2 separate regions of the Homo sapiens genome follow, and region 1 is linked to region 2. The links are chromatin loops, found by intact Hi-C in ENCODE. Cell type or tissue: gastrocnemius medialis. All regions are shown on one strand. Each heading gives the region's core, and the rest is flanking DNA. Links, peaks and the distances in the headings are about the cores only.

Evidence for each region. Peaks named below come from ENCODE experiments on the same cell type or tissue, not always from the same donor. Only the 100,000 strongest peaks of a DNase experiment are listed, where the experiment ranks them.
Region 1: it touches region 2 in a loop (4-fold over the local background); 1 of 110 quality-filtered maps calls a loop at or near these places.

The regions. Positions count from the first base shown.
Region 1 is chr10:47,181,591-47,186,970 of GRCh38, reverse strand. No RefSeq gene overlaps it. Among named protein-coding and RNA genes, the nearest start is that of GDF10, 120 kb to the left of the region's middle. In gastrocnemius medialis, for the core only: no CTCF peak of the experiment used is centred there; DNase peaks (open chromatin) are centred at 3,090 and 3,358; H3K27ac peaks cover 2,374 bases.
Region 2 is chr10:47,061,632-47,067,011 of GRCh38, reverse strand. No RefSeq gene overlaps it. Among named protein-coding and RNA genes, the nearest start is that of PTPN20, 150 kb to the right of the region's middle. In gastrocnemius medialis, for the core only: no CTCF peak of the experiment used is centred there; DNase peaks (open chromatin) are centred at 847 and 2,971; H3K27ac peaks cover 2,592 bases.

The DNA of each region.
Region 1 (5,380 bases), core at 293-5,292, 120 kb before region 2:
ACAGTCAGGGTGGCACCCATCAGGGTCAACTCCCAATTGCATGTCTACTTTTGAGGTCAAGATAGTTCTCCACATTGGATGGACAGGGAAGGTGCCATGCAAAGGCTGCATAACTGCTCCAAGGTCCCACACAGCCCATGAGAAGAGACAGAGAAGATACGGCAGGCAGTCTTTGTGACTGGATTCTTTCACTCAGCATAATGCATTTGAGATTCAGCCATACTGCTGTATGGATCAGTAGTTATTTTCTTTTTATTGATGAGTAGCATTTTATTGTTTGATGTACCATAATTTGCTTATTTACTCATGGACATCCATGTGGGTTCCAGTGTTTGGAAATTATGAACAAAGCTGCCATAAACATTTGTGAGCAGGTCTTTGCATGGAGTTCCATCTGGGTCCATCTAACGACCAAGCCTCTGTTCCTTAGCCACGAGCTTCCACTGACACAAAACGCAATTGCGAAAGCACCCATCCTGTCAAACGGCCACTTTGGAATACACTGATAATTGTCACTTTGTTTCTTGGGGTGTATATATTGGGAGGTTTCCATTTTCTCATAAAATTAACAGAATTGAGACCCAACTATAGAATGAATACATTAAAAGACTAAAATACCCAGCACACACAATAGACATGTCAGAAAGACTAAACAGGAATCCTGACCATACCAACGGCTGGTGAGGATGTGGAGCAGTTGGCGCTCTCCCACACTGTGGGTGGAAGGGGAAACAGCACAGCCACCATGGTGAGCACTCTGGCAGTGGTGGGAAGGTCATTGTAGAGTGAGCCACGCACTAGCCATACAACCCAGCAACCCCACTCCTAGGTGTCACCCAAGAGAATGCAAAACATGACTCCATACAAATGCTCACAAATGTTTATAGCAGCTTCGTTTATAATTACCAAAAGCTGGAATCCACGCAGATTCCATGAATGAATAAACAAATCATGGTACATCATACAATGAAATTCTATTTATCAATAAAAAGGAAAGGACTACTGATTCCACACAGTAGCACGGCCAGATCTCACATGCATTATGCTAAGTGAAAGAAGCCAGTCACAAAAACAACACACTGTCTGATTCTATTTATATGACATTCTGAGGAAGGCAATACTATAGAAACAGGGAGATTCAGGTTAGGGGAGAGGTTTGACTACAGTGGGGCATGTTCAGGAAATATTCTATATGGACATAGATGATGAAATATTATTCCAAATATAATAGGTGGAAATACTCTGTATCTTGATTATGGTGGTGATTACATGGCTATATATATTTGCCATAATTCATAGAAGAGTACATCTAAAAGGACAAATGTTATGTATGTAAAATTATACCTTAATAAATCTGAGTTACAGAAACTACCTAGCTCAGCAGATGCTCTTTGAGAGTGAGTGAGCCCAAGCTTCACCCTTGTAGGTTATGTAAATGCATAAACCTCTGTGAAAACAGTGATTCCTGACTGTCGCTGCAAGTTACCAAGCTGAAGGTGAGCGGCAAGAGAGCTGCAAGGTGTAGCAGGAGAAAGTGTGCCAAAGCGCAGAGAGGAAGGTGGGGAGGGGCCCAGGCGGGAAAGGAGTTAAGGTGCAGCAGGGCTCAGAGCCCTGCACCTCTGGAGTGGGTGTGGCCTGCCTAGAAGAAGCAGTAACCAGGTGGTGATGGAAACAGTATCCCTGGAGAGAGGGGCAGGTAGGGGCAGGACAGGGGTCGGGGCCCTGGCTGGGGTTCAGGAAAGACCCAAGATTGCCAACACAGCAAGAATAGCCGATCTCAGGGGTGGAGGCTGCAGCACAGTTGGGCTCATGGCCCCCGGTGAGACCTGCACACAAGCACTCAGATCCGGGGACCTGGGCCAGGCACTACTGGGCACCAGATGAGGTGCTGTCCACTCAGGAGACCGGGTCGTCCTCCCCACTATGAGCGTGAGAATGGCATGCAAGAGGGCAAGGGCCCGCAGCTGTTACTTCACCCAGGACACAGTCCAGGGCTGTAGCCCATGCTTTGCCCTGTGTGTTACAGTCCATAGCTTCTCTGGTGCCCAAGGTGGCCCTGTGCAACCCTATCTCAGGCAGCAAGATGTATTCTGGGCCCCAGGTCGTGTCCCTGGGGCACCTCGATGTGGCCCCCTCCAGGCAAAGTAACCCAGACACAGGGGGTTGGCTGGTGGTCAGAGAGGTGTTGGCCTCTGCAGCCATCTGACTCCAGCATAGCGAAGTGGTGACATCTGTCACCCCTCTGCAGCCTCTGGCCCTGGTTTTCCAGCTGCACCACTTGAGGATGCTGCAGAGCCATGAGGTCAAAGAAGTAATCCTTTCCCTCTGAAGTGAGGACCTGGAAAGTCCACATTTGCTGGAGAGCAGGGGAGGCCTCTGCAGGATGGTTACGCCACCTGTCACCAAACGGTCCAACCCAGCCCCAGTAGGGGTGTGGGCAGAGCAATTTGCTCCCTTTGAATATCTAGTTCTGTAGCCTGCAGTAGCTTAGGGAGTGGCCCAAGGGGGTTTCCCTAGTTAAGTCCTGCCGGTTCATCACCCAAGACTCAATATGCATCTGGCATTAGGCACAAGTGGTGAGCCCAAAGAGGCATAAAACAAGGCCAAGGCCTATAGGCAGACTTACCCACTGACTGGAGATAAAACATACTGAGGGATGATCCAGCTGCCTGGTGCCCATCCCTGGGAAGGGCAGGTGGCTCTCTCTGAGGGTGGTGGGCCACTGCACTGCCAGTGAGTTTAGAAGACATGGCACCTCAGGTGCTGGGAGCACTTTCTGTGTTCTTTCCTCTTCTTGTGGCTTGTCCTGCACCTGCACCTCCAAAGGCTTTATTTTCGTTGTATTTCATTGCTGGGCTCTGCTCTAGGGTGGGGCCTGTTTAAGAGGTGCCTGTTCCTTGGCACCAAAATTGTTCTGGGCCTGCTCATGTGGCATCCGCCTCATTGTGCACTCCCTGGGGACCGCTCTGCCTCCAATTTTGTCCCTCACCCTGACTCCTCTGTGTGAGGCCCTCTGCCCTCCAACCACAGAGGTGCTGCCCCAGTTTGCCCCTGGCTCCTTGGCTCCAGGGAGAGGCTGTGCTTTGCATGTTGAGTTGATTCCTTCAGCCTTACTGGAACGTCATGTACCCGTCCTGACAGGATTTCATGACTCAGAAATGTGAGGTCTTCTTTGGCTGCAGAGCCCTGTGTAATGAAAGAAGCCTGGGAAATATAACCTGTGATAGGCTAGGACTTCTCCAAACCTGGACAGTCCCTCAGCAAAACTACAAAGCCAATTGTGAAGTCCCGGCAGTTTGTGGTCGTGGCTGCTCTGTTTGCCACATACAGCCAGCCGTACCTTCAGAGCTGTAGGCAAATGGACGGAGGGACCGGTGCTGACTCTTGCAACTGGGTTTCATCACGGCAGTGTGCTCCAGATCTCTGGGCATCTGGAACGAATGTGTAAGGAGTGAGGACAGGGAACTGCAGCCTTTGTCAGCTCCCTCTGCCCAGGTGGTGGGTTGGGGAGGCCCAGCGGTGCCAGGTTCCGAGGATAACTTCTCTGCTGCTAGACTTTGATTATGTCAGAGTCTCCTGGCCAGACTCCCTATGTGAGAAATGGGGTGGGGATGTCATGGGACAAGTCCAGCCACCAAGCCCTCTAGGTCCAGGGTCTGCCCACATGGGGGACACCTGGAGGCCAGATGTGTGCCCACAGGGCACCTGGTGAGATGGGAGGGTGAAGAGAAACTCTTTCTTGTGTGAACTATGTCCTCTGAGTGCGGCGAACCCCCATCCAAGCCTCTTCAAATATTTACATGTCTACCTAGGCTTGGACAGCTGTTTGGCAAGGGAGGCAGTTGGTCAACCTCCATATGCTTTCTAACTTGAAATAGTGCAGATGAGCTGGTCCTTGTTAAATGAATTAGGCTCTTACTATTTGAGTCCAAAACCTGTCTGGCTCAAGATATCTGGTCCTTCACTCCCAGACACTTGAAGATCCATGCAGTGTTTCCCTACCCTCAGCCATCCAGTGCCAATGTCCAGCCATTTATAATTTACTTAATATTTTCTTTAAATTGATCCACTCATACTGCCTACATAAATAGAATTTAAAAGGAAACTTTATACCACAAGTATAAATAGGAAACTATTAATACTTGCCATAAGTAGAAGGGAACTATATTTTAAAATACAATGAAAATAAAGCAAGTTTATTAAATTCTAGCAGGACACTGTTTTGCCAAGTTTCTCAGATTGAAACTGTTCTCTCTTTGTTAAACAGTGAAATTATCATGTGTTAGAGCAGTGTTACAGACATGCCTTTGGGAATCTAAAGAGAACTAGAAAGAGAATCACATTCACATTACAAAAGTCAGTGTTATTTTATTCATTCAGTTACTAAATACCCAGCAAGTGGTTGAGTGGAGTGGATAGTTCTTAGGACTACAAAGGCAAAATTAAATATAATCCTGTTTCCTTGTAGAGCTCATGATCTAGCAGAGAAGACTGACAAGGAACAAGTAAATAAATTTTAAAAAATCAACTTCAGTTTGTGGGAAGAAAAGAAAGCAAAGTATGTGCATAGAGAGGAGTATATTTTGAGTAGGTGTGTGTTGCAATGTGGGGACTGCACCTAGAGTGACCTTCATACTGAGTTTGAGACTCCAAATGGATATTTGAATGGTGACCTGAACTGGGTCTATGTGGAAAGGCTGGGGCTGAAATGATAAATTTAGGGATAGCAGTAGCATAGATGGTGTTCGAAGCCACAGGCCCAAATGCCTAGGTGGCACACGTGCATGAAGGGTGGGATCTGAGGGCTGAGCCCTTGGTCCCCCACATTAACGAGTCAGGAAGGAGAGAAGGAGCCAGCCAGGGAGATGAAGACAGGCAGACCCCTGTGGTCTTCCGTGGTTCTGTGGAAACACAATGAGAGTGCTTGGAAAGGATGGAGCGATTGACTAAAAAACGTTGCTGAGGCATTGAGTCAGATGAGGACCCTTGGGTTTGACAAGATGGCAGCACTTTTGGTGGGACAGTAAGAGTGAACACCTCATTGGAGCGGGTTAAAGAGAGGACAGGGAGCGAGGAAGGGGAGACAGGGAGCACAGTCTTCTCTTGACTTTTTCAATAACAGTGCTGGTGTTGAAGAACTCATCTGCCTGCAGCAGCTCATGAGCCACTCGAAATCAAACTGTGGATCACATGGCCTGAAAATCCACCCTGGATACCCAACCCCTGAGACAGGTAACACCCCCAGGAGGGTGACTTCTAGGTTAGTTTTCCCCCAGGAAGGGTCTTTCCTCTCTGGGAGCTGGGGACCCGGGGGCCCGCACTCAACACAGACGTGTATAGCAGCAGGGCAGGCCCATGCCAGGGCCACACGGCCGCACAC
Region 2 (5,380 bases), core at 58-5,057:
TGAGCGAAGATCATGCCACTGCACTCCAGCCTGGGTGACAGAGCAAGACTCCGTCTCAAACAAAACAAAAAAAAAAGCAAATATATATGTATGCGTGTGTGTATGTATTTATATATTCATACATATATAAATATGTAAAAAATAATTAGAGAATTCTCATCAAAATGTTGCCAGTGGTTACCTCTGGGAAGGTAGTGGTTACCTTTGGGAGGGTAGTGGGTACATGTGAGGAGAGGTTTTTTGTTTTTTTGTGTTTTTTGGAGACAGGGTCTCAGTCTGTCACCCAGGCTGGAGTGCAGTGGTGTGATCTCAGCTCACTGCAACCTCTGCCTCCTGGGTTCAAGTGATTCTCGTGCCTCAGCCGCCTGAGTAGCTGGGATTACAGGCATGTGCCACCATGCCCAGCTCATTTTTTTGTATTTTTAGTAGAGACAGGGTTTCACCATGTTAGCCAGGCAAGTCTTGAACTCCCAACCCCAAATGATCCACCTGCCTCAGTCTCCCAAAGTGCTGGGACCACAGGTGTGAGCCACCACACCCGCCTCACGTTTTTTATTGAGTAAACTTCACTGCTATATGAATCTTTTGTAATGACAATGTATTTATATATGTGTATGGTCAATGTTAATAAAGGTTAGAGAAGTTAAAAATGAAGAAAGAGTACTGTGGAGGATGGAGTGGATGAAGGGAAAAGCCAATCAGAGAAGCACCCTAGGGTGCTGTAGCAGTAGTCCAGGGGACACCTGTGGAGGCTGGAATTAGACATGGGCACGGGAGGAGAAGGGGGAGCAGGTGAGCATGGGCTTAAGAGGACAACTGGCACAGTTTGTTGACTGTGGACATGCGGGCTGAGAGGAAGAAAATAGATTAATGTGATGACTAATGTAGCTGATGACAACTGTCCCACACTTCGAGCAGGGGCCCAGGGCAAGGAGCAGGGTGGGGAAGGAAGCAGAGGTGAGAGTTCATATCCCAGGGGATACACTTCTGGCCCATCAGACAGTGGAGTGTGTGGGCACACACCTCAGGCGGCAGATCTTGGAGATTCCAATTTGTATTTCTGAACATGTAAGTGGCTTTGAGCATGATCAAGGTGAACAAGAATAGAAATATGGAAGGCACCAACAGATGATGGACAGATGAGGAAGGAGATGATAACTACAGCAAAAAGGCCAACCACAGGAGAGGCTGCCATTTGTTGAGCAAGTGAGATATGCTGTGTGCTGTCCCTTTATTTTATTCAATCATTATAATAATGGGAGGTGGGTTTTATCATGATTCCCATTTTATAAATGAGCAATTGGAAGCTTAGAATCACCAAATAATTTTCCCAACATAGCAAAGAATCCAGCTCTGGCTGACTCCACACTCACAGCAACTACACCACTTCGCTTCTGCCGAAGCAATCCTACTTGCACTCCTCCTTTTGGATTGCTGAGAAGCATCACTATCTAATTACCATAAAGCCCCCTCCTCTCCATGCCTGCTATCTTTGTCCTGGTTTGAGACCTCTTTATCCCTCCCATCCCTACCTTCAGTCTATCCTGCACAGGACTGACAAAGTCATCTTCCAGAATCACAAGCATGACTACATCAGTATTCTACTTAAAATCCTTCAGTAAGTATTCTCTCTACCAGTCGAGATGCTCGAGCAAGGAACAGAGAGATACTATTGTCTGAAACAACCACAAAGACAACAAAACACATGAAACAATGGGTTTCTTTTTTATTTGTTTTTGTTTTTCAGCTTATATTTTAGATTCAGGGGTAAGGAAGGATTTTACCTGAAGCCTTAGCGGGAGCATGGACCTTGAGACCTTGAGTTTGGACTTCCAGCCTTCAGAACTGAGAGGGAATGCATTCCTGTTGTCTTAAGCCACGCAGTTTATGATTCTTTGTGACAGCAGCCCTAGGAAACTATTACAATAGGTTTATAGATTTCATCAGACTTGGAAAATATTTGACCATTAGTTCTTCAGTTCTTTTTCTTTCTCACCCTCTCTTTTGCTCCTCTGAGGACTCAAATGACCTGTAAATTAGGCCACTTTAAATTGTCCCACAGTTCACTGATGCTCTGGGAGTCTTTTAAAGACTTTTTTTTTTTTTTTTTGAGATGGAGCGTCACTCTTGTCACCCAGGCTGGAGTGCCGTGGTGCAATCGCGGCTCACTGCAACCTCTGCCTCCCAGGTTCAAGTGATTCTCCTGCCTCAGCCTCCCAAGTAGCTGGGATTACAAGTGCCTGCCACCACACCCAGCTAATTTTTGTATTTTTAGTAGAGATGGGGATTTCACCATGTTGGCCAGGCTGATCTTGAACTCCTGACCTCAAGTGATCCACCCCTTCTTGGCCTCCCAAAGTGTTGGGATTGCAGGCCTGGACCACTGCACCTGGCCCAAAGACTTTTTAAAATTTTCTTTCTGTGATTTCTATTGCTACATCTTCAAGATCACCAGTCTCTTGTGATGCCTAATCTGATATTAACTCCATCGTGTGTATTTTAAATCTTATATATTGTCTTTTGTTTGGATCTTTTAAATATCTTCCATGTCTGTACTTAACTTTTTGAACATGTGGAATGCAGTTATAATAACAGTTTTACTGTCCATGTTTACTAATTGTAACATCCATGTCAGTTTTGCATCAGTTTCAATTGATTAACTGTCTCTCATTATGGGTTGCATTTTTTTGCTTCTTTTTTTATTCACTGCTAGACATTATGAATTTTACCTTGTTTGGTGCTAGCTACTTTTGTAATCCTATGCATATTCTTGAGCTTTTTATATGCAGTTGAATTAACTGAAAATCGTTTGATCCCTTCAAGTCTTGCTTTCAAATTTTATTAGGCAGGACAAGAGCTGGGTTTAGTGTAGGACTAATGATAGCCACACTCATGAGGCAAGACCTTTTGAGTACTCAATGCCCATGAATTGGGAAGTTCTCCAGTCTGTCTGGTGGAGACAGGTGTTGTTCCTGGCAGCACTCCATTCTCTGCCTTTGTCATCACATGATGTTTGTGTCTCCTCTTCTTGTGTACAAGAACACCAGTCATATCAAATTAGGGTTCTCCCTAATGACCTCATTTTAACTGGAGAAACCTTAACTGATTGCTTTCTGCAGCCAACCAGAGGTACCTTCAATTTTCCATTTGCCACAGAGAAAAGGGGAAAGATTTGCAAAGGGAGCAGCCTTGAGTCCTTTTGTTACTGAGGCATGGAAAGTTGGGGTTTTCCTCTCAATTTAGTTCTAGGAAGTCAGTGTGAATTGATCTTAGATTCCCTGCCTCCAGACCCTGTTCTCCTGCCTCAATAGGAGAGAAAAGCTACAACAATAAGTGAATCCGCCCAGGAGATCCATAATTGAAAAAGTTTTAGAAAAGAGAACAGAGAAAGTATATGGAGTGGGGGTCAGTAATTAAAGAAAACAATAAAATAAAATGTATCAGATTTTGCATAATGATCATCAGCCTCTAGTGTGAAAAGACCCACTGAATAACCCCTAAGTGAAATGAGATCCACGCCAACCAGAGCACTCCCCGGATAAAAGAGAAAATCCCGAAATATTTCAGAGAGGGATCTGGCCTTGTATGAAAGAAGAGGGGTGAGAACGGTGTCTGACTTCTGGTGGCAGCTCTGTGAGCCAGAAGTTAGTGGCCATGGCTTCAAATTCTAGGTCAAGAATCTCCGACCAAGCTGCCAATCAAACATGAAGGTAGAATAACTAATTTTTGCACATACAAGCTCTCAAAACATTTCCCAGTACAAAACATTCTTCAGAAAGCTATAGAGAGGGAAAAAAACAAGAGAGGACCCATCTTTCAGCAACTAGAGACCCAGCGCAGGGAAGGCAAAGGGGACTCCCAGAACCCCAAGACAACCGTTGGACCACCACGTGTGCTGGGGCAGGGGCCTGGGAGGATGTCGCTAGGAGAGGAAGCCCAGCCATGATGCATCTGCACCACTGCAAAGAGAGCCCCCTTCTGGCCCAGAGTCTAGGGATGAGTGGGAAGACAGCACTAAACCAAGGGAAATCTTGGCAACTGTTTATTCCAAGTAAAACAAAAAGTTGTACAAAATAGGAAATGTGCACTGCATGGTTTAGCTGTGAATAATACGAACATAGTCATAACTATGTAAATACCAAATATTGATTTGGCCAAAAATTAGGCTGTAACTACCATGATGGGGTTGAGACAAACAGAGAGACAGCACGTATGCACAGGAGGATGGTGTTTTTAAAGAGCGACATCCTCCTCTTCCATGGTGGAAGTTCATCCCGTGACATTTAAACTGGAAAATCAAGAAATGGCCTTCTAAACTTGTTATTTTAAAGTCAGGAGGAAAGCACCAGAAGAAACGGCAGGAATTCAAAGTGATTGCCTCTGGGGAACGGGAATCTGGAGTGGGAAGAGGAACGCTGTTTCTCATTACAAACCTTGAAGAACCATTTAAGTTTTAAAACTACATACATATATGACTCTGATAAACATACATTTTTAAAACTACTTACAAAACAGCAAGGAAAAGATTAAGAAGGGTGAAGGCAGCACATTTCAGACTGTTTCAGCGACTTACCTCCAAGTGAGTAAATACATAACTCAGTCTATGCCATTTAGGCATAGACCTAAAGGGGTGGCATCCAGAAATTTCTTCAAAGTCTTACTTATTATCTTTAAAATTCAGGCAGAAGTTTTTACTCTCTTTCATAATACATCCCTGTTTGTTTTTATAGTATGTGGCATACCTGGCAGAAGGTTTTCTTTTCCTCTCCTTTTGCCTTCTTTCTCTTTCCTGAGACACACATCAGGCTGGGATGACAGAGAAAGACATTCTTTCAGTAGAATAAGGTATAGAGGGTGCCCGTAGGATTAACTGGGAAGGGTGAAATATCTGATAATTTTTCAGTCATTACGGACTAGTACTACCAAGGCCCCTTATAGCATCTGCTCACCCCACTGTCTAAGCCTGGTGTCTCTGAGCAGGGAACTCAGGGAGCTTGAAGACTGGACCCCCAGCACAAGGCCAGGGTGGGACCCTCTTGGGATCAGGCGGCAGACAAAGCCCTGGAGGAGGGGAAGGAGATGGAGTCCAAGAAGGAAAAGACATCTCAGTCTTAGCATCAGAAAGACCATGGGGTTGCTCCCAAAGAGTTAGACCTAAAGCCCCACAGCAGAGAAGGAATCTGGGAAGGTGGGCTTCAAGGAAGAAAGTGGAGAATCCCATCCCAATTCTCCAACTCCTCTTGTGAATTCTGGAATCAGTACAGTTGTTATACTCACAGCAAACATCGTTCAGGGTCTTCTTGCACAACAGAGCTTTCAAAAATATGCTGTGATTTCATCAGTTTCCTTTATTGGCCACTGATATGCAAAGTCTATCCTG